Regions from separate parts of the Mus musculus genome. Here regions 2 and 3 are each linked to region 1. Evidence: chromatin loops called from intact Hi-C (ENCODE). Cell type or tissue: heart. All regions are shown on one strand.

The links. Peaks named below come from ENCODE experiments on the same cell type or tissue, not always from the same donor. Only the 100,000 strongest peaks of a DNase experiment are listed, where the experiment ranks them.
Region 2: a loop joins it to region 1, with 4 times the contacts of the local background. A loop is called at or near these places in 17 of 42 quality-filtered maps.
Region 3: a loop joins it to region 1, with 4 times the contacts of the local background. A loop is called at or near these places in 8 of 42 quality-filtered maps.

What each region holds. Positions count from the first base shown.
Region 1 is chr6:56,920,777-56,928,776 of GRCm38, forward strand. It overlaps Nt5c3 (5'-nucleotidase, cytosolic III), which reads right to left and starts at 3,156. Exons shown (of 9, transcript NM_026004.3): 1 at 2,896-3,156. The coding sequence starts at 3,033. It also overlaps a transcript of Vmn1r4 not described here. In heart, no CTCF peak of the experiment used is centred here; a DNase peak (open chromatin) is centred at 3,165; H3K4me3 peaks cover 3,953 bases; H3K27ac peaks cover 2,182 bases; H3K27me3 peaks cover 335 bases.
Region 2 is chr6:56,700,613-56,708,612 of GRCm38, forward strand. Lsm5 (LSM5 homolog, U6 small nuclear RNA and mRNA degradation associated) reads right to left here and starts at 4,087. Exons shown (of 5, transcript NM_025520.3): 1 at 4,011-4,087; 2 at 2,702-2,797; 3 at 2,394-2,421; 4 at 1,484-1,556; 5 at 451-677. The coding sequence starts at 4,056. The coding sequence ends at 645. In heart, a CTCF peak has its summit at 4,050; a DNase peak (open chromatin) is centred at 4,179; H3K4me3 peaks cover 1,695 bases; H3K27ac peaks cover 1,034 bases.
Region 3 is chr6:57,577,507-57,585,506 of GRCm38, forward strand. It overlaps Herc6 (hect domain and RLD 6), which reads left to right and starts at 3,486. Exons shown (of 23, transcript NM_025992.2): 1 at 3,486-3,726; 2 at 5,667-5,826; 3 at 7,044-7,120. The coding sequence starts at 3,531. In heart, no CTCF peak of the experiment used is centred here; a DNase peak (open chromatin) is centred at 3,545; H3K4me3 peaks cover 1,175 bases; H3K27ac peaks cover 790 bases.

The DNA.
Region 1 (8,000 bases):
GCTCCTGATAAACGCAACCAAGGCCATTCTACAAAATACCAAAACTTCAAACAAGTGAAGTTTGAGAACATGCCCAGTGAAGACAAGATAAGGAGGCTGGGGTGTGAGTCTCGGGTAGAACACTTGTGAAGAGGCCCTGGGTTTAATCTCTGGACCAGAGTGGGGTAAGATAAGGAGCTGCACAGTACTCAGAAGTACTGTGAAGGCCACAACAAGGAGCCAGGATGACTAAGTGTGTTGTGATACCCAAGAGAAACTCCTGGGACATAAGTAAACGTGAAGGAAATCTGAAAAGGGTGGCAGTGCATTTAATAATGTATCAATACAAATGAGTCACACAAGATATTAATGACAAGGGAAACTGGTGTGTGATATATGAGAGCACTCGTTCATACTACGGTAAATCCATATTGTTCTAAAATAAAACTCTTAGAGAAAGGGTTTGATTATGACAAATTAATCAGTAATCTTAAGAGACTGTAGATGCGATAAAGAGAAATCTGGAGCTGATTGTGGTGGCACATGGCTGCCATCCTAACACAGGAAGGATGGCGAATTCAAGGCATGGACACAGGATTCAGAAAGATGTAGCTATTCCTGGATACTTTGTGGGCTCTTCTCTTTTTCACCCTTCTCCATCCTTTTTCTTCTACCCTTACTCCCTAACATCAGATAAGAGAGAAAAAAAGGATAGAGAGGAAAGGAAAGAGATCCCAGAATGAAGTCAGGGGCCAGAAGGGGGACAAGTTATCCTTAGACTGCATCCTGTTGATTAGGGGTGTTGAGTTCCTAGGGGCAAGTTTGATCTTCACCATCAGGATATCTAATTTCTTCTTCTCGCCAAATATTTAACAAACAGCGACCCACAGCAACCAACAGCCAATCAACAACAACCTAACAACAACCCACCCTGCCTCTCTGGGCCTTCACATTTATATACCCTCTGAAAAGTCCCCAGAATTCCAGAAGTCACTCCATCACAGAAACAATCTGCAGCTGAAAAAAGCGCACCCCTACTAGAGCCTGCGGCAAACCACAGTCAGCTGCCGTGGACACTCTGAACCAGACCCATAGCTCACACTTGGGTTTACAATGAAAACATATTTTTATAGTATTTCTATGTTTTTTAAAGAAGCCAGAACTCCAGATTTCTCACTACAGAAAGACCTTGCCTTAAAAGGGGATGGGCTAGGAGGGCACTGACGAAGCAGGTATGGTTGTCTAGCAGGTGTAAAGCCCTGGGGTCTATACCAGTATAGACCATGTGTGTAAGTACGGGTAGACGTTAAAACAGATTCAGGGAGTACACACCAGGATAATTAAATTGTAAAGTGCCAGCCAACTTCACTAAATGGCTTGTCTTATCTCTCTGAATACTTCTAGTGTACCTTTTGATTGGTTTTCTCTGGGAATCTAGTTTGCCACATTACTGGACATTTCCACTATGGCATGCATAGCTCACTAGCAAATCCCTAATGCCTTTCAATTAAAAATGTCCTGATGGCCAGGGTAACTCAGGAATGTAATCTTGCACTGAGATGGCTGAGGCAAGAGAAACACCATCACCCAGAACGCAACTGGTGTCATTTTTTCCTAGCCTACCTTGGTTAGGTAGTTATATACCATCTGTGATCAGAACAGCAATGTTCAGTGGGTATCCTTGGGTTTGTACACATTCTATGAAGGAAGAGGGTGGAGACAGGTACAGAGGACTCCCCAAACATGACTTATAAAGAGAGAGAACAAGGGCCGGAATATATATTTCAGGTCATCCAAATATTTCTCCCATCTAAAGGAACAATCAGCTAAAACTATAAAAGTAAAAATATTAAACTCTTTTACATCTTCTACTGAAAAACTATTAGGGGGTCTGACGCATAGTTTAAAACAATGCATATAAAGACTGACTTGTACAGTACAAACAAAAAATATTTGGCATTATTGGTCCCTTAGTACTTTATACAATGAAAGTAAAACTCTTCCTTAAGATTTCGTGGAAAAATCAGCCCACTGTTTAAGTACATAGAGAAAGACAGCGAAATCAGCTTTTTCCCACTGATGGAAAATTATAAAATTTGAGTATGGAACAAAATAAAGCCATGTAAATTCGCTAGACAGGGAGGGAGGCAAAACTTCTCACACAAAATGTTTGCAACCAGAGGTATATAAAGAAAATAACCCAGGAATAAAGGAATTCACTTAAAATATTAGTTTCAATAGAAATAGTTTCTCAACTTTATATTTTAGTTCTGGATGCTCACTTGTACTCCAGTAAGTAAGTCACACTCACCATGCATGCTCAAGTCAGATGGAACAACAGTAACATCAAAACAACCCTAAATGAAACAGACATTCTGGGATCAACAAATCGCCTTAAAACAAACCTCAAATGGAATTCTTGAGACAAACAATTTAAACGAGACTGCAATTAACTCTTAAAAGTACATTTCTAGGATTTAGGAAAGAGTTTTGGGGGACTGACACATGAATACTTCTTGGAACATAAAACAAGGAAGAACATTCAAATAATCGAGCTGTTTCAATATTGGCATTTCTAAAAAAACACTGAAAATGCTCTTTTCATAACGTAAGCCAAGGCAGCCCCGATGATGTAAAACAAACAAACAAACCAACCAACCAACCAACCAACCAACCGACTCCTGGACAAGAGACTATCGGATTAGCTGCACGTCTTGGAGGCGGTTGCCAACTGGAGATTAGCTCTGGAGAAACGGGTTTTGCAGCAAGAGGTAGTTATCTCCGAGCATCTATTCTCTCCACTCTTTGAAACAAACGCTGTCAAGCATCAGCACGCGTGCAGGCTGCCCTCGCAGGGCCGCGGCCGGCCCACGCCACTTGGGCTGCTCGCGCGCGAGCCGATGCTCCCGCACTCACCATTTCGATGATCTTGGTCTTGCGGCCCGTTTTTCTCTTCAAGGTGAATATGTACTGGGCCAGCACCACGCCTGCTACCACCGCGCACACACTGGCGCTCGCCACCGCGCCCACTCGCGCCACGGCCGCGCGGTCCATTGACAGGCCCGCGTGCTCTCGGCGCGGAAGCCCGGGATCCGCGGGTACGAGCCCAGGGGCGCGGCCGCAAGCCGCACACTTCCCCGGAGCCCCGCCCCGCGCGGGGGAAACCGAGGAGGCCCCGCCCAGAAGAGGTGAGGGGCGGGGACGACGGGGCGGAGACTAAGAGGTCCGCGTCCGGAATCCCGCCCTTATAGTGGGGGCGGGACTTCCTCTGACCCTGACTTCAGGAAACGCCGCAAGGACCCGGAAGGAAACAACTGTAATTAGCTACTAAATGCAAGTAGTGCATCTGTAACCCAGAATCCTGGTGACCCGGATGCTATGCTGTGCCTATAGTCCACAGTAAGATCGCACCAGAAACATCGAGAAAACAAAGTCTTGCCCCAGTGTGAGAAAATTCACCCGCCACCCACTCAGAAACTGTGCCTCGTCCTAGCCTTCATGGACTACGACACCCAGCAGGCTCAGCGGCGCTGCGTCTGACCTGCGCAGTAGCATCCTGGGTTGGAAGGCCTAGATATAGTCGTTTTTGGGAGATCTGTCAGCTGTTGGGCTTTTCAGTCACAGTCTACCTACAACTTTAGCTTACTTTCCTTAGGAGCGTGTGCAGAGAAACTTAACGTTGTTCTCTCTTGCTTAGTATATTTCAAGGGATTCATGTAGTTTACTCTGCTTCTCGCTGAGTGGGTGGGGTGTGATGAGGTGCAAGAGAGAATCTCAGGAGAGTCGCCCCCGATTCTGTGAGGTTTGGGCTGCTGCTTGGCGAGACTGTCTCTCTCTGCCTGATATATGCAACCGAAGGAAGTTAAGAATGAAAAGCCGTGGGAGAGAAAGAATTATTTTTCTGTTTTAGGTTTTTATTAGCTGGTCTAAAGCAAATTGACATAGACATTATCTTGAGTAGAACAATTCATTGTGCAAACAGAAGTTCCACAGAAATATGAGACTCAAGCTGGTCATGATGGAGCATGCTTCTGATTCCTGCATGTAGGATCCTCAGGCAGGAGGATTGCTCGGAGTACAGTGGCTGATTAACCAGGGCCATGGGTCAAAGCCTTAACGAAATGGCCAAAAATTGAGGCTGAAATATACCACCTAAATTACTGAAAGGAATATGTATTATATTTGACATTCTTGAGCAAGTTGGAGTCTGCAGGAGGGGAAATGTATGGTGACTAAAGGTTGCCTTGTGCAGATGAAAATCTTTCCAGGGGATAAAGGTGTGAGCTCAGCGATAGGGTGCCTATTACCAACCCTCAAGTTCAACAATTCTGTTTGGAGAAGCTCTTGACCTGATACATTTACTAATGACAATCTCAACAATCTCTGTCTCTGTCTCTCTCTGTTTCTGTCTCTCTCTCTCTGTTTAAATGTGTATTTCTTCTACACTAGAGATGTTTAAAATTATAAGGAATTTGTATTAATTTTCTGTGGCTGTGATAAAACACCATGACCAAGACCCCTTATAGAAGAAAGAAAGAATTTACAAGAATCCATAATGGTGGGGTCAGCATGGCAGCAGGTGGCAGCAGGCTGCTGGCATGGTAACAGAGGTACATCTTTCATCTCAACTATAAGCACAAAGTACAGAGAGCAAACGAAGTGGGACAGTCTTCAAACCCTTAAAGCAAAGCTCCAGAGACATGCTTCCTCGAAGAAGGCTGCACCTCTAAAGCTCCTGAAACAGCACCACCAACTGGAGATCATATGCTCAAATGTATGAGCCTAGGGGGGGCATTCTCACACAAACGACTATCGAATTTAAGGGAAATTCTTCAAAGAGCTTTCCCTGCTTTGAATAGTTCTCAGCATCTTTCAGATCAAAATAATTGTTGTACCAAAGTAGCCTGTTTCCCTATGGCATAGTCTGATCTCCTTTAATCATACTTTGAGGTGATATGGCTTGATTGTCATCATAATTAAAGCTAAGGATTGTTTTTCTCTGTGTCATATGTTCTCTGTCCTATCCCTGGGGCCCTTGCAAAGCACTCTAAAAATGTACCTATATATCTATATCTATAGCTTTCCTATGGGGTTGCCCTCCTCTTCAGCTTCTTCTAGCCTTTCTCTAATTCAACCACAGGAGTTTCAGACTTCAGTGCAATGTTTGGGTGTAAGTATCTGCATCTGTCTTGGTCAGCTGCTGGTTGGGCTTCTCAGAGGACAGCTATGCACACCATAGCATCAGTTATAGTGTCAGGTCTTGGAGCCTCCCCTTGAGATGGATCCCAATTTGGGCCAGTCACTGGACCTCCTTTCTACCTTTATCTCTGTAGTTCTTTTAGATAGTAATAATTCTGGGTCAGAGCTTTTGACTGTGGGATGGCAACAACATCCCTTCATCTCTCCATTTCCTCATTGTTGGGTATTTCATCTAAGGTCCCTCTCTTTGAGTTCTGAGAGACTATCATCTCCCAGGTCTCTGGTACATTCCAAAGGGTCCTCCCACCTCCTACCTCCCAAGGTTGACTGTTTCCTTTCATTCTGTTGACCCTCAGGGCTTCATTTCTGTTCCCTCCAGTACTGATCATATTCTTTTTCCCCTCCTCGCCTCTCCCACCCAGTTCCTTCCCATGATTGCTTTCTTTTTCCTCCCAAGTGGGTTTGAAGCATCCTCACTTGGGCCCTTCAGCTTGTTAACCTTTTTGAGTTCTGTGGATTGTATCCTTGGTATGTAGTACTTTTTGGGCTAATATCCACTTATTAGTGACTACATACCATGCATGTGCTTTTGGGTCTGAGTTACCTTACTCAGGATGATATTTTCTAGTTCTATTCATTTGCCTGCAAAACTCAGGATGTTCTTAATAGCTTAATAGTATTCCATTGTGTAAATGAACCACATTTTCTGTATCCATTCTCCTGTTGTGGGACATCTGGGTTGTTTCCAGCTTCTGGCTATCAGAAATAAGGCTGCTATAAACAGCGGAACACATGCTCTTGTGGCATGGTGGGGCATCTTTTAGGTATATGCCCAGGATTGCTATATCTGTTTCCAATTTTCTGAGAAACCTCTAGATTGATTTCTGAGCTCCGTAGTAACCTCCTGTTTTCATCTCTAATTGTATTGATCTGGGTCTTTTCTCTTTTATTTGGTTAGTATGAATAGGGGTTGTTAAATTTGTTTATAGTGCAAAAGAATACATTTGTCTATGTATCATTAATTTCTGCCCTAATCTTTGTTATTCTTTTTGCTCTCTACCACTTTTAGGGTTTTTGCTTGCACTTGATTTTCAAGGATTTTAAGGTACATGACTATATTACTTGAGAGCTTTTTTATTTTATTATTTTATTTATTATTGCTATAAACTTTCCTCATAGAGCTAATTTCATATCCCAAGTATTTTGACAAGTAGTGGTTTAATTTTTATGGGATTCAAGAAACTTTTAGATGTCCTCCATGATTTCTTCAAAGACACACTGGACATTCAACAATGTGTAATTCTGACTCCATACATTTGCTTAGTTTCTGTAGTTGTTTTCAAGTGATTTCTGGTTTTATTGTGCAATTACATCATCAAATACAAGAGATTACTTTGAATCTTTGACAATTTTACCTTATGACCCATTACCTATTTACCTTATGACCTATATAATGTGTTCTACTTTAGATATGATTCCAGTAGCTACTAACAAGAATATGTATTCTGTATATATGTTGGATGTGAAATTCTGTATATATCCATCATGTCCACTTGATCTATGGTATAATTTAACCCCGATTTCTCCATTAATTTTTGCTTGTTGAATGACCCATATAGGGATTAGTATATGGTATTGAAATTATCCAGTATTATGATATCAGGACCTATCATAACCTTCAAAACCATTAGTTTTAAAATGAAATTATGTCTCGATATTGATGTATTTATTTACAACTGTTATTATTCTTGATGAACTGCTTTTTAAAACTTAATATGTAGTAGCCTTGTGGGGTGGTTTGAGTGGAAAAAATCTTCCACAGGCACCTGTATTTTAACATTTGGTCCCCAGTTGGTGTACTGTTTGGGGAAGTTGTGGAACCTTTTGGAGGTTCAGCCTTATTGGAGGAAGTGTGTAACTGGCCATAATTCCATTCATGCTCTCTACTTCATGTTTGCAGTTGAGAAGATGATCTCTCAGTTTCCTGAGGCTACCAGGCCTGCTGATTGCTGCCATGTCTCCCTGCCATGAGGACTCTTATTCTACTGGAACCATAATCAAGTATAAACTCTTCTTTCTTTAAGTTGCTTTTGTCCATAGTATTTTTTCACAGTAGTAGAAAAGTAAATGATACATATTCTGTAGATGTTTGAATGAAAATGGCTCTCATAGACTCATGTATTTTAATATTTGGCCCCCAGTTTGTTGAATTACTTGGGAAAGATTCAGAAGTGTGGCCTTGTTGGAGGAAGTATATCACTGGGGTCAGGCTTTGAAGTTTCAAAAGATTTGTTCCATCTCCAGTTAGTTCTCTCTGCCTCCTGCCTATAGATCAGGATGTAAGCTCTCAGCTACTGCTCCAGTGTCATACCTGTCTGCCTATTGCCATGTTTCCTGTCATGATGTTATAAACTTACCCTCTGAAACAATAAGGCCAATAAACTCTTTCTTCTAAGTTGCCTTGTCATGGTGTCTTATCACAGGATTAAAAATAAAGTAGCTAAGACACCTTTACTTTTTCTCATTAATTTTGCTTTGAAACATATTTTATCAGATACCTATATAGGTATACTACTTGGTTTCGGTTTCTATTTGTTTAGAAGACTGTTGTCAGTCTGCTGACTCTGAGTTTGCCATATCTTTACCAGGGAGGTGTGTTTCTTGCATACAATATATAGTTGGATCTTATAGATGGGATTCCCTTCCATCTAATTGGTCTTCTATTTTCTCCAAAACCTTCCCTTCCAACTTTATGTCACTGTAGCTTGACATCTGGAAAACAGGCCTAGCTCCATACCCCAAGGATCCACCTTATTTGCTCA
Region 2 (8,000 bases), 220 kb before region 1:
GAGATGGCTCAGTGGTTAAGAGCACAAGCTCCTCACACAGAGAACCCAGGTTGAATTCCCAGCCCCACACTGCACAGGTTACAGCCCACAGTAACTCCAGTACCAGGGATCCAACCACCTCTTCTGGTCTCCGCAGACACTGCATATGAAGTAGGCCCACATGCAGGAAGATACGCATACACATACAATAAAAATAAAGAAAATCTCTGAAAGAACAAGACCTAAGTTCACTTTTAGCAAAGAGGCCAGGGAGAACAGCCATTGGAGGACATCTCATTAGACAGATCCCTTCTGCTCCACCCTACCCTCAAGCCACTGAGTAAAATTACCCCTGCCCCAATCAAATTAATACAAATGAGGGAGAAAATAAACAGAAATCAATATGAAACTAAGTATCAAAAAACTATATTTGCTTCACGAGCTACTTCGACATAATAAATCAAATCACAGTTAACCAAAAACATCTTTATTTTTTTTAGTCTTTAAAAAAAAAAAGAAGACAAAACAAAACTCTTCTTTTCCCAAAATAACCATGATTAGCTTAGAAAAATGGATGTATATCTTCAAAGAGTTTCCCTTTAACGGAAACTTCATTTATAGACTCTAAATGTTAAAGGTTTGAAAACAACGTCGAGGAAATCCATTCATACTTCAGGCCCTTCTCCTCCGGGAACCAGCTGCATTGGAGAAAAAGAATTTATTAATAACACTACCACACCACCTAAAAAACCCTTCGTGTCCCTCGTGGACCAAAGCCAGCTTTGCCTCTCCCCCATCCTTCACATCCCATCTTCTCCAAGTCCATCTGTTAGTAATCCCTACATCACTAGCTGACGTCTAAGTTATTAATGATTCCGGATGAGCTAGAAGTCGACAAAGATTAATAAGCAAGCTAATCCTAAGGACTGTACTGGCTAGTTTTGTGTCAACTTGACACAAGCTGGAGTTATCACAGAGAAAGGAGCTTCAGTTGAGGAAATGCCTCCATGAGATCCAACTGTGGGGCATTTTCTCAATTAGTGATCAAGAGGGGAGGTCCCCTTGTGGGTGGGACCATCTCTGGGCTGGTAGTCTTGGGTTCTATAAGAAAGCAGGCTGAGCAAGCCAGGGGAAGCAAGCCAGTAAGGAACATCCCTCCATGGCCTCTGCATCAGCTCCTGCTTCCTGACCTGCTTGAGTTCCAGTCCTGATTTCCTTTGGTGATGAACAGCAGTATGGAAGTGTAAGCCAAATAAACCCTTTCCTCCCCAACTTGCTTCTTGGTCATGATGTTTGTGCAGGAATAGAAACCCTGACTAAGACAAGGACCAAAGCACTTTCAACAGCTGCCCTGAGGCACAGATCACCAAGGCTCCCTTCCCATCCTCAGTGTGTCTATCTCAGTGCCATGAACATTGCCAACGAAATAGAAGTTTAAGTCAGTTCCATAATCCCTACACTACAAAAGTAAAATAATTTCCAGAGAAAAGTTTTAATGTCTTACCATTGTTATATTATTTCCATTTAGTAGAATTTGATCTAATTTTGTAATTCTTCTTCCTTCTGGTGTAATTTCACTAAAAAGATAGATTAAATGGAGTCTGGATAAACAAGTAATCAAAGGCAGTATTAGAAACACTTTCCCTCCCTAAAAGTCCTACTGGGGTAAGGAGAATAGCTTGGTGGCAGAGCACACACACAAGGCCCTGGGTTCAATCCCTAGTGACAAAGCTGTTATTCTTACACATGATTCAATGTGAACGCATATAATTACAGTAAATATATACAGAATACAAACTGCCCATTGGATAATACTCATGTAAATATAATTCACCATAAAGCTTGTTCACACTAATTTCTTACAAATTCAGGAATAATATGAAGATAATAATCCTTTAACTGGACCTCACAAACACCAGTAAATAACGTTTCAGTATTAAGGTATTTTCCAACAAGTAATTTTTTTTATATCGATCATACTAAAGCTGCTATGGAGGTTTAAAGGAGAATGGCCTCCACTTGGTCCTCTGTTGGCAAACTGGAAATGATTAGGAGGTGTGGCCTTTTTTGGAGGAGGTGTATCACCCTGTTAGGCTTTGAGATTCCAAAAACCTAAATTATACCCACTTAGTGCGCTCGCGTTCTCTATTTACTTCTCTCTCTCTCTCTCTCTCTCTCTCTCTCTCTCTCTCTTGGTTATTATCTAACATATAAGCTCTTAGCTAGGACAGTCAGGGACTCTAACCATCTGAAACTGTAAGCAAGCCCCCAGTTAAACGCATTCTTCCATAAGATACCTTTGTCATGCTGTCTCTTCACATTAATAGAAAAAAGTAATCAAGGCACCATCTTTAATTAAAAAGAGATTTCCTCCCCTCCTCTCAAATTTTTTTAATTTTTTAAATACTACTCACAATTCTGTGACATCTTCCAACACCATATCTGAATTTAATGTTAAGAAAATAAATAAGGTTTATTCAGGTATATGTTTTTGTTTGGTTTAAAATATGTTCAACACTATGATAGTGCAAATTCAAAAGGTTTGTTGTTGGCAAGAGCCCTATCAACTGTCAGCAAACACACCTCTTAAAATACTACCAAGTTCCTGGAAAACAAAATTATTCTTAATGTAATAACCAGAAATTCTTCGGTTGTCTATAGTTCTTTCTTATATTAATACATCTTTAGAAACCTACACCATTCCCGCTTTTAAAAAGGATACTGACAAAGTCATCAAATCCTAGAAGTGTCCCGACAATTTCTTTATCACTCTTCATCACAATGTGAATTCTTGACCCTATACATTTGTCCACAAGCTCTGTGGAAGGAAAAGGGTAATTTTACCTACTTATTAGATCGACCAACATTTGAATGCCTACTTCACTTATTATTTTTTATCATTAAAGATAAGCAAAAACATTCAGTTTTTTGCTATTTATTTATTTATTTACTTACTTTTATTAATCATTCCATCTGTTTACATCTCAAATGATATTCCCCCTTCCTGGTTACCCCTCCACAACACCCCTCCCATATCTACCTTCTCCCCACTCCCCAATTGCTTCTATGAGGGTGCTCCCCCACCCACCCACCCACTCCAGCATTCTCCTTATGCTGTGGCATCAAACTCCACAGGATCAAGAGCCTCCCCTCCCAATGATGTCAAAAAAGGCCATACTCTCCTACATATGTATCTGGAACCATTCGGTAATTTTACATCTTACACAAATCTCTGTTTAATCGTTAGCACAAATGTTTGCCTTAGCTTTCACTTAACTCTTTATTTGCAATTAATAGGACTGTGATTTTTATTTAGATTATTTGATTAATGTATGAAAACACACACCATGAGGTGGGTGGAGACCATAACTGTTTTTCTTCATCAGTGTTTGTACCGATAAACAATATCTAACACTGCAAAAACTTTCAATCACAGACACATTCACTAAGCTCACCAGCCCCAAAACATGACAAGGGAGAAGCATTATTACAGACACCGGCTTTCCCGTCACTCCTTCTCTCACTTAACCTTAACTCTCTGTGCTCCTGGGCCAACCTGTTCATCTCAGCATCTTAGAATTGCTCAGCACGATGCGTGCCGGTGTGCGATCTTGAAAGCAATGGCTGTAATTCAAGTTCATTATTCAACAGTTCTCTGGCACTGCGCGGGAATTGCTTGTTGAATTAATGAACGACGGGGCTAGTTTCCAGATTTCTATTGTAAGATTCATTGTATGCCGTGGCGCACTCCTTACCCAAGCCAATACAGGGTCTACCTGATCTGGAGACCAAGAAGGCCAAGCTGAGAACTGGGACTGCGCGACTCATGACATCTTACTGGCGAGCTCAAAAAGGCCGAGCACGTCCTTCACTAAGTGGGACCCTCACCGACCACCGACAGGCAAAACGGTCTGTCTGTCTGCCCAGTGACGCCAAGGACCGGACAGCCGGGCCCGGAGGGGCGGTGGCCCAGCCTCGGCCCCCAGCGTGGAATTGCAGCAACCCGACCGCTCCCCAAACAAGACTTTTACCTAGTGGCAGGAGTTGGGACGGGTTCGTGGTCGCGTTAGCCGCCATGGCCACGCCGGAAGTGGCTAAGGACACCGGCGCAGACTTTAAAATTGCGCGCTTCCGCCCTTTTCCACAGCTGGTTCAGACAAGACTAATCCAAAGCCGATCTTGAGATCCAGAGGATCCCAATGGATCGCAGACAGATTCGATAGAGAGGTTCGGATCTCTATCCCTGCCACCAACCCAACAGGCACCTATGGTACCCCCAAGTTTTGCTAAACTTCAGAGATAATTTGCCGCCGGAAGACCAGCATACGAGATCTCTGAGTCGGTTAATTTTCCTCTAGAAGGTTGCATTTCAAGCCTGTATCTTTCTTCAGAGCAATAAAATCAATTTATATTTCCTACTATAAACTCGTTCTGCATGCTCCTCAACAACTACTCATTTTTTTTTTTTTAAGGAATCTGGTACTTTTAAGGCCAGAGGACTGAAAGTCTATAAAGCAGCATTTTTCACAAGCTTTTTTTTTTTTAGAAAAAACAAACAAACAAACAAACAAACAAAAAACTTCTACTATTATTTAATTTCTTCTTGTCGTTTCTAGGTGTCTGGTTTATTACAGGCATTAAAGTCACTATCAGTTTTCAATTTGCAGGCAACCGTAAGATGTCACTCTGTATGTTGACTCCATCATGTTTGGAAACCTTGCTATCACACTTCTGCATTGGAAAAGATTAAAAAGCCCCCTTTTAACGTGGAGTGGCCAGTAAACCCAACACTTGAGAGACAAAAGGAGGCATCTGTTGCAGGCATGGCCCTCTTAGACCCCGACACAAAATAAGAAATTAAAACTAACAAGGGCTAGCTGGTAGCTTGGCTATAGGGTACTTTCCTAGCATTCATGAGGCCCGGAGTTTGGGCCCTAGTGTTTTTTGTTTGTTCGTTTACGTGCTTGTTTTGTTGTTGTTGTTGTTGTTGTTGTTGTTGTTAAAGCAGATAAATACTTTGCCTTTGTCCATCTCATGTGACAGACTTAAAACCAAACAGCCTAAATATGAGAGATGAGCACCCTTCATTCCTCCATTGAAAAAACATATCAGTGGAATATTGTTTGACTAGCAGCTTGCTGGATACATAAAACAATGTTCAGAAAAGTCTTCAACCAAGAGAGTGGGAAGGAGGACAAATAGTACATTTCATGTGCACAGCACTATGGGATTTAATATGGAAAGCAATGAAAACTCAGCTCCATTCTCAATTCCAAGCCAGTGGTGGCTTTTTTTCCTCCACGCCCAATCTATAAGTCTTACAGATCTACTAGGTCCCAAGGCAATTACAAACACACTTGACAGCCATCCTTTTGAGGTAAGAGTCAGGATTAAGTTCCTTGTGCTTAAAACAAGTTAAAACACTGTCCCTTGGCCACAGCTTGAAGAACTGAGGAGTTGTTGGGAGTCTTCTCACACAGTGACTAAGAATGGGTAAGCAGAGAAGAGGCAAAAGCCGCATTCTGAGAAAAGGAAACATTGTGTGCAGTGGATGTGTGTCACTCCAAGCTTCTCTTGTTGATCTTGTCTTTAAACCATACCCATTTCTCCCACATTGAGCATAAAACACTTGCCTTTTCAAATCCATTTCCTGAGTAACCCCAGTCTTCACTCATTTTTTTTTCTATTTAACTGCATGATACTGCTCAATGTCCTGGTAAAGATGTTCAGTTTGCAGGACCCTGGCCAGAGATGATCACCTATCCTGACTTGTGTAGTCTTGTTGGAGGCCGATGCTGGCTGACAGCAGTGTCAATAGCTGTCAGGATTACTTGGATGTATTTTTTAATATAATTATTCAAAGTTAGCTACCCTTCAAAAACCCGATTCCTCAAGACTAAGAACACTGGGACATAGCATAGTGATTAAATCCACTGGTTCTGAATTTAGTGACTTTTAGTCAAATCCAAACTTCACAATTTTTAAAAGCTTTTAAAACTGTTTTTAAAATTACATTGAATTGTGTGCACCATATGAGTGCACACACATGTGTAATAGAAGAAAATTTGAAGGAATGTGTTCTTTCCTTCTATCATGTGTATTCCGGGGCTCAAACTCTGGTCAACAAGCATGGCAGAAAACACCTTTATCTAGAGCCATCTCACTAACCCCAACACAGTTTCTACTAATTATTTTTTCTTATGTGTACATTATTTAAGCTTTTTAAATCTTAGTTTTTCTATTAGAAGCACTGATAGTAATGGCAAACACAGTATTATTTTTAATTAATTAATTAATTAATTAATTATATGGGTGTTTCGTTTGCATGTATGTCTGTCTTTGTGACTTTTCTATTGATGTGAAGGGACACTCTTGCGCGCGCTCGACTGGCCAGGAAGAACGACGCTGCAACAGGATCCTTCTGCACACGTTTATTGGGAGAGCTTGATTGTAGAGGCGAAAAGACTTCGAGCCCAGAACTGGTGCTGCTTTTATAGGCCTAGGAGGGGCGTGTCTCACACCCGGATTGGTTATGCACTAAGCCTCATTTGCATGTTCCTCATCTGATTGGCTACTCTCTCTCAGTACCTTACAGAACCTCATTATCATACCTCATTTGCATGTCTCACATCTGATTGGTTATACTCTCAGTACCTTACAGAACCTCATTATCATGCCTGGGCCAGGCAGTGTCTTTGCAAAAAAATTTACTGCATATGTACACATTGGTTGTTTGTCCAATCTTATGTGTGGTGGCCAGCAGTAGTCAGTGCCACTCAGCAACAGCACATGTGGCTTCCCACAGGACACCACAACCAAGGCAACACTTAAACATCAATTGGGAACTTGCTTTAAGTTGCAGAGCTTTAGATCATTATCATTCTTGTGGGGGGGCAGTAATAGCAGCATCCATGGCACTGGAGCAGTAGCTGAGAGCTACATCCTGATCCACAGGCCAAGAGAAAAAGATTAGTCCTGGCATGGCTTTTGATAACCTCAAAGCCCCGCCCCCCGCTTCCAGTGACATACTTCCTCTAAGGCCACACCTACTAATCCTTCTAATCTTTTCAAACAGTTCCAAACACTGGAAATTAAACATTCAAATATATGAGCCTATGGAGTTCATTTTTATTCAAACCAGCTTATTGTCTGTGCACAATATATGTGTCTGGTGTCCATGGAGGCCAGAGAGGGCACCAGATCCCTTGGGACTTAAATCACAATTATGAATCCCATGCAGATGATGGGAATCAAACCCAGGTCTCCTAGAAGAGGAGCCAATACTCTTAACCATGGAACTACCTCCCTCACCAACTTAAAATATTATTTTAATGATTAAATGAAATAACCTATGAAAATTGGTTAGGACAAGATCTAGTACACAGCAATAGGTATTCTGTGTGATGTCTTGTTACTTATTTGCCGCAGACCCTCTGGGCCCCTTTGTCTGCGTGGAACGGGTCTCTAGTCTCGGGTGGGCAAAGCGTCGGATGAGTGACAAACAGAAGCACACAGGAGAGGTTGTGTGGAATCTGAATGTATTTTTCAAATCGAGCATCAGACTTTTTATGCAGAAGACAATAAGGAAGTTGGGTGACATATTCGCAAGGTACAAATGAGGTAACCAGAATCTTACATAAAACAGAGGAATGCAAACACAGGTCTAACGGGAACCACCTGGGATAGAATTTATTGTTAACAACTGGGATCAAAAAGGGCTCCACCTAAGATTTGATTAATCTTAGAAGCCAGGGTCAAGGGCTTCGTGCCCTTGCCATAGTTCCTATTTTAGTCTATTTATAGTCCACCTTCCCCTTAGGCCATTGTAAATATGTGTGTATGGGTGTAACTCAGCTATAGTCTTAGAAGCCAGGTGTGAGGTCTTTACTCTCTTAGGGCAAGGGCTTTCACACCCAAGTCATGGTTCTAACTAGGGAGTTCCATTCTATCTAACCATCTCATGAATAATGCTATACTCTAAAACCACAGCCCAATCTACTTCCTAAACCACTGTAAATTCC
Region 3 (8,000 bases), 660 kb after region 1:
AGGAAATGTCCAAATTAACAAGATCAGAAGTGAAAAGAGAGACATATTAAGAGACACCAAGGAAAGCCAAAGAGTCATTAGACCTTATTTCAAAAAAGTACTCCACAAAATTGAAAAAATCTAAAAGAAATTGATAGTTTTCTCAATTGATCTACCTACCAAAATTAAATCAAAATCAGAAAAACAATTAAAATAGACTTATAGTTCCTAGTGAAATAGAACACTCATTAATAGTCTTCCAACCACAAAAAGAAAAAAAAAAAACCAAAACAACAACAAAAACCACGCAGGGTCATATGGTCTTAATATAGAAGTCTACCAATCTTTCAAAGAAGAGTTAACACCAATACGCTTCAATTTATTCCATAAACTAGAAACAGAAGAAACATTGTCTAATTCATTTTATGAGTCCCCAGTTACCCTGACACCCTTAAGTATATACATACAAAAAGTACTTAATAAAATACCTTCAAACTGAATGCATGAACATGTAAAAAGAATCCACAGGATCAAGTAGACTTCATCCCAGAGATGTAGTGGTTGTTCAGTGTATGAAAAATCAATAAATATAATTAATCCACCATATAAACAAAGAGAAAAGTTACAAGATCATCTCACTAGATGAACAAAAGGCCTTTGACAAAATCGAACACCCTTTCATCATAAAAGTGCTGGAGAGATTAGGGCTACAAGGAACATACCTCAATATAATAAAAGCAGTTTAAAGCTAGCCTATAGTGAATGTCACACTAAATGAAGAAAAACTCAACACAATTCCACTAAAATCAGGAACAAGTCAAGGTTGCATACTTTCTTCATATGTATTCAATATAGCATTTGAAGTCTTAGCTAGAACAATAAGACAACTAAAGAGATCAAAGGTATACAAGTTGGAAAGAAGTCAAAATATTTCTATTTGCAGATGATATATAAGTGACCCTAAAAATTCTACCATAGAATTTCTACAACTGATAATTTCAACAAAGTAGCTGGATACAAAATTAACTCATAAAAACATCAGTAACCCCCCTATATACAAATGACAAACAGAGAAAGAAATTCAGGAAATAGTATCCATCACAATAGCCTCAAATAATATAAAGTATTTTGGGGTAAGACTAACCAAACAAGTGGAAGACTTGTATGAGAGAACTTCAAGTCTTTGAAGAAGGAAATTGAAGAAGACATCAGACAATGGATGTCTTCATGCTCATGGATCAGTAGAATTGACATAGTAAAAATGGCCATCCTACCAAAGGCAATCTACAGATTCGATGCAATCTCTATTAAAATTCCAGCACAATTCTTCAAAGAGCTTGAAAGGACAATTTTCTACTTCATATTGAAACACAGACACACACACAATCGATGCTAGCGAAAACAATCCTGCACAATTGAAGAACTTTTGGGGCTCTCAAGTTATACTACAAAGCTATAGCAAGACAAGTAGTATACCATTGGCATAAAAGCAGGCATGTTGATTAATAGAATAGAACTGAACACCCAGAAATAAGTCCACATACTTATAGACATGTGATTTTTGAGAAAGAAGCTAGAAATACAAACTAGAAAATAGAATCTTCAAAAAATGGTGCTGATCAAACTGAATGGCTGCATGTTAAAGAATACTATGAGGAATTTCTTTTCTGATTTTGTTGTCTACTTGGTATTCTGTATATTCGTGTATCTTTTTAACCCAGAGAGGTTAGGCATAGAGGAAGGGACTAGGAAGACACATGGATTTTTTTCTGGGATGGAGAAATAGAAATGGATTTTACTGGTAGAGGAGAGGAAGGCATGAGAATGGGAGGTTCTGGTGGGAAAGAAGAGAGGAAATGGAATTTAGAGAGGCAATGAGAGGAGGAACAGCTAGTATTGAAACTCATTTGAAGAATATGGAAACCTGATGTAGTGGAAACTTCCTAAAATAATGAAGGTGGTCCTATTGAAGTCTCTAAATAATGAGGGAGATGGAACCCCAACTGGCCATGTCTGTCCCAGTGGAAAATTTCAGTCTGGGATTAAGTTTTATCCAGTTGAGTTATTGGTTGAAAGGGTCGCTATGAAATCCTCAAATACTTCAGGCTGTTGCCAAGAAAATAGGTGTCTCTCAACAAACCAACAGCAAGTTTTCATTGCTGAAGTCAATACTCACACAATGCACTGAATGTGGAGTCCCATGTTCTAATGTCTATGACAGGCAAAGGGACTCTGCAGGTTGCTAAAAGAGAAAAGTAAACCAATCCAACCATAAAACCCTTGATCTACAATTTGTCCTGCTTGGAAAATATGCTAGGGCAATGGTGGCACAAACCACGTGGAGTAACCAACTGATTTCAGATTTGACTTAAGGCCTACACCATGAGATGGAAGGAACCCATACCTGACACTGCTCAGGTGACCAAGAACCAGAACCTAGGACAAAACCAAATACTACTGGTCTAAGAAAAACAAAAGGGTAACAATAAAATGACTCAATAATAGTCTGCTAGGCTCATATGGCAGTGCCTTATTCAGCCATCATTAGAGAGGCTTCAACCTGCAGCAGATGGGAATAAACACAGTGACCCACAACCCTTTCAGTGCTGTGTTTGTTTTCAAAGGTGGGGAGGGAGGGAGGGAGAAAGGGAGGGAGGGAGGGAGGGAGGGAGGGAGGGAGAGAGAGAGAGAGAGAGAGAGAGAGAGAGAGAGAGAGAGAGAGAGAGAGAGAGAGAGAGAGAGAGAGCCAGAGAGAGCCAGAGTCACCTTGGAACACACAGCTCTAAAGATGTCTCCCTTAAATTCCTTCAGAGCTCAGCAAACCTGCAAAAGAGTGTTCACTTTTTTTCTGTTGGCTTGTGTAGCTTTGATGTGAAGGTTTTCATTTCTTTACATATCTGGCCCCTGCCCTTACTCTGCAGTTGGATTCAGTTGGACAGCAGCTTCTCCATTGCAGCTCAGTTAGGGTTCATTATTAATTACATCCTTACAGGCTTCCCAGCTTTGGCTTTCTAGGCCTCTTTGAAATTCTCAAAAAAGTTCTGTAACCCCCTGAACATACTCCATAATCTATTTATTATACATATAGGTTTACCATGTGGTGCTTAATGTGTGATCTGAAAATTAATAATCAAGACTGGAATAAAAGAACCCCAGCTAGAATTGCCAAGGAAAGCAGATTCCCTGGGAACTGGTTGCCACTGAAATTGCTACAACTTGTGGATATTGTCACTTAATAAATATTTCACAGACCTAGAAATTTGTCCAGAGCATCAGGACTCACAAGTGGCTTACTCATGATGGAGATACTTTCTTCTTCCCTGTCTTCTCAGATACTCAGTACTGAAAATTCAAGCAGCCAGGTTTCAAAATGACCCTAGAAATGCCTGTGAGAAAGATGTTAGTGGTGTGGGACAAGCAGGCACTTACTGGAAAGAACTATGACGTAAGGGACTGGGCAGTGCCCTTGGGAGGAGTTAGGGAAGCTAGGTCACTTGCTTTTGGGAGCCCATCTGACATACCAGAGCCGCGGGTGGCTGTGCACCGCAGGGATGTATTTCAGCTGGGCTGCAGGAAGCCGGAAGCCTCGGCGCCTGAAGGCGGGAACCAGCGGCATTGAACTCTTGCAGGCAGCCAGCGGGGAACACCACTCGCTCCTACTGTTCAGCAACCACAGGGTGTATTCCTGCGGGGACAACAGCTGGGGACAGCTGGGCCAGAGGAGAGACCAGAGTACCGAAAGGCCAGGTGACTTCCAAGCTCCTGAGCAGGTGCTCAGGACAGTATGTGGGGGCCTCGGGTCCAGGGGACCAGGGGACCAGGGGACCAGGGATACCGGGTGGCTGGACCAGGGATATCAGAAGCTGGAACCCTGTTTTAAGCAGCTTGCATCAACTGGTCAACTCCTAGAGCTCTGGAGTTTGTATTTGTTTCGGTTTCCAATTCCTCTTCATTGAGAAACTGAAAGCAAAAAAGCAAGCTTTCCTCTGGATAGAAAGAAAGTCCCTCCTCCTTACCAAGCTAAGCCTGAGAGAACTTTCTGGAGGGGGTGGGGTGGGGGGAATCTGATTTCCAAACCGAAAAGCTTAGCAATAACTTGGGGCATCTTCTCTCCTAAGGTTTTGTTTTTGTTTTTTGTTTTTTTAAAAAAGTATAATAGCATTTTTCGGCATTAAAGCTGATGTAGGAAAGTACTAAAGAAGCCACCTGTAGGGTCTTGAGAGATGGCTCGGTGGTTAAGAGTTCAGCTCCTGACACTTATGCGGCAGTTTACAACTACCTATAATTACAGTTCCAGAGGATCCTATGCCTCTATGGGTACCAGCACACACATATATGCACACAGTGATGCGCAAGCGCAAGCGCGCGCGCGCACACACACACACACACACACACACACACACACACACACGTAAAAATAATAAAATATTTAAAATTTAAAAAGTCACCTATAATTACACCAAAAGCAACTCTAAGACCATTGCAGCTCCTCGTTTTATCTTCTGCTTATGTATTTAATTTTTATAGGAATTTTGTCATTATGAGTTATTGTAATTGTATCTAAACAAGAAGTTGTGGTTTTACCAAAACATTAATCCACTAGGGGATTTTATATATGATATTGATTCACTTCTAAGTAACTTCAAACTAACTAAAGTTCTAGTTTGTTTTTCTGGTTTTAATTATCTATTTTTGCCACTTTATATGCTAAGCAAGCACTCTACCACTGGACTATTTTACATTCCCATTGACTATATTTGATTATGTGTGTAGAATAATTTGAAGAACTGTGTAGAACACGAAAACTATTCCTCTGTCCCTTTGGATTCAGTTTCTGGAAGCTACAAATTTAACTTGAAAAAAATGAATAGGCAAAAAACAGCATGGGATTTTATTAGTCTTTTACCTAGAGAGTAATTTTTGTGTATATAGGAATTCACAGAAAGTAAAAGAGGTGCTTAGATCCAGGAACTTGTGTACTTAACAAAAGAAAAGAGGTTGGATAATAAATTGTGGGGAACCATCTAAGAAATAATGATAAAGCCCTTGCCAGACACGAATGGGCACCTTTCAGTTTCGTTTCCGTGGGCTGTGAATCTTATTTTGAGCTAGGTTTCAGTTTGCTCAGATAGGAACTCAAGGTGCTCCGACTTTGCCTGCCAAGTTGTGTCCAGGTAGTCCATAAAAACTGCTGTCTTTCCACACATGTATAAACATATTGGGTTTACTTCTTCATGATGTTTAGTAAGAACTTTAGAATTGATTTAACCAACACTGAGGGACACAAAGAATCTGGGTAACTCCCCTCCTCCCTTTTCAGAGGCAATTCCTGTCTTAAACTCCAGACATTTATAATCTTATGGAAGGTTTTTCATTTTCTTTTCTCTTTCTTTTTCTTTTTCCTTTCTTTTTTTCTTTCTTTCTTTCTTTCTTTCTTTCTTTCTTTCTTTCTTTCTTTCTTTCTTTTTCTCTCTCTCCCTTTCTTTCTTTCTTTTTCTCTCTCTCCCTTTCTTTCTTTCTTTCTTTCTTTCTTTCTTTCTTTCTTTCTTTCTTTCTTTCTTTCTTTCTTTCTTCTTTCCTTCCTTCCTTCCCTCCTCTCTCTCTCTCTCTCTCTCTCTCTCTCTCTCTCTCTCTCTCTCTCTCTCTCTCTCTCTCTCTCTCTTTAAAATTTGTTTCTGTTCCCAAAGAACCAATTCAGGCACTGAATGATCTGCATGTTGACCTGGTGAGCTGTGGGAAGGAACACTCTGTGGCTGTCTGCCACAAAGGAAAGGTCTTCGCTTGGGGAGCCGGTTCTGAAGGGCAGCTGGGGATTGGAGAATTTAAGGAAATAAGCTTTATGCCTACGTAAGTATTTCAATTCACTACTTTCCAGTATTTTTAAGTGCTAAGTACTCAAATGCCATGGCACAGAGATTACTAGTGTAAGGGTTAAAATGTGCTGAGAAAAGTGTTCAGGAAATCATGTGTAGAATCAGTTCATTAAATAGAGGGCCATGAAGGAGAGAGTAAGGATGAAATGATATGCGATTCTTAAGTCCTGATATTACTTATTGTAATACAAGTATGGGAGCCCCCTTGAACTTCTACAGTAAATAAATAAATAAATAAATAAATAAATAAATAAATAAATAAATAAAGTATTTTAAACTACAAACTATCAAGATACCAAGGACTAAGAAAGAAATCTTACTTGATTATCTTGTATCTGACTAAAGAAGAGCCTCTCACATTATTTCCCAAATGCTCAAGCTCCTATATGGGAGAATATCCATTACCATTGTGATGGAAAAGGTTAATGGAACATGCTGTCCTCTTCCACTGATGCTCTAAAATGCATAGACCTTTGCTGAGACAGGAGAATCAGAAGTTCAAGGTCATCCTTACCTACATCCTTACCTACATCAGAGACCAGCCAGGCCTATGTGAGACCCGTTCTTACCCTTCTCCCCTTAAAAACTAACTCTAAGTGCCACAAGCAGACACAGACAAACAAAAAACCCAACCCACACCAAAGAAAGACAACAGATGCTAGGGGATTTTGGCTGTGGGCTGTGTGTGGAAGTGAAGATAGTGGATTAAGGAGTGCACAGCAGAGACTCGTGGTTCTTGTCAGGTAGTCAGATGTCTTGTCATTTAGTGATGCAATGGTTAGATGGATGACATTCCTGCTGTTTCCAAACACTACAGCCAGTGAAATGACAGCCATGGGAGTGGCATTAGCAGGGTCGGTGTGGGAAAGAAGACTCTCTGGTCCTTTGAAAAGATATGGGAGGTGCAGAATAGGAAAACCCAATGCTACTGTCTTCAGAGAGGAACAGGGGTGGTCTGTAGTTCTTGGAAGCTGGGAGCAAAACCCTTCTCCTAAATAGCGAAAATCATAAAAAGCAGGAAGGAAAAAAACCAGCTTAACACTTTGGAAAAGTGGTATTCCAGAAGCACAGAATAACATTGTTCGCTGAGATCTGATGTCTCATCTAAAATACTTTTACATGTCTGTAATTTCTTTGATAACTCATCCTAAAGAAGGTTCAACAGATTTCTGTGACTTTTTTTAAATATAGGAAAATAAAAGCTCTGGCTGGCATAAAAATAATCCAAGTTTCCTGTGGACACTACCACTCTTTGGCCTTATCAGAAGGTAAGGAATACTTAGAGGGCCTCTGTCATTAGGAAATATTTTAAAATAATGTTGTGGAGATTTGATTAGGACTGGACTGACGCTCTTCATTGCTTTTGGTAGGATGGTCATTTTCACAATATTATTTCTGCCTGTTCATAAGCATTGGAGAGCTCTTCATTTTCTAATGTCTCCAAATCTCTTCACTCAGAGATTTTAAGTTTTCATTGTAGAGGTCTTTCCCCTCCTTGCTTAGCTTGGTTCCTAGATAGTTATTTTCTTTGAGGCTATTGTGAGTGGGCATGTGTCCATCACTTCTTTCTCATATTGTTTATTGATGGCCTTTAGAAAGGTTACTGATTTTGAAGAGTTGATTTTTGTGTCATGTCGTTTTGCTGAAATTATTGGTTCTTTCTAGAAGTTTTCTGATAGGGTATTTGGAGTCAGTTATGCCTACTAGCGTGTCATCTGAAAATAAAGATAATTTTACTTTTTCATTTTTATCTTTGACTCTTAAATTTCCTCTGTTGCGTTCTGCTCCAAATAGTGCTTGGACAGTGCTTAGGACAGTAGACAGCTTCTCCACCTTCCTAGTTTTAATGGGAGTGACTCAAGTTTATCTTCACTTATGATATTTCTCAAATATTAATTTTTAATTTAAAATTAATTTTATTAATTATTAATTTGCGTTACATTCCCTCTAGTACTACTATCTCTAGGATTTTTATTCTGACAGTACGTTGGATTTTCTCAAAGGCATTTGCATTTATTGAGATATTTATCTTATCTTTAAATCTATTTATGCCAGCTGGAGACCCTTTATTATTGTTTCAATCACATTTGTTGTGAGTCTGTTTAGGGTGTTAATTTCTTTGGTGGTTTGGATAAATCTAAAAATCTG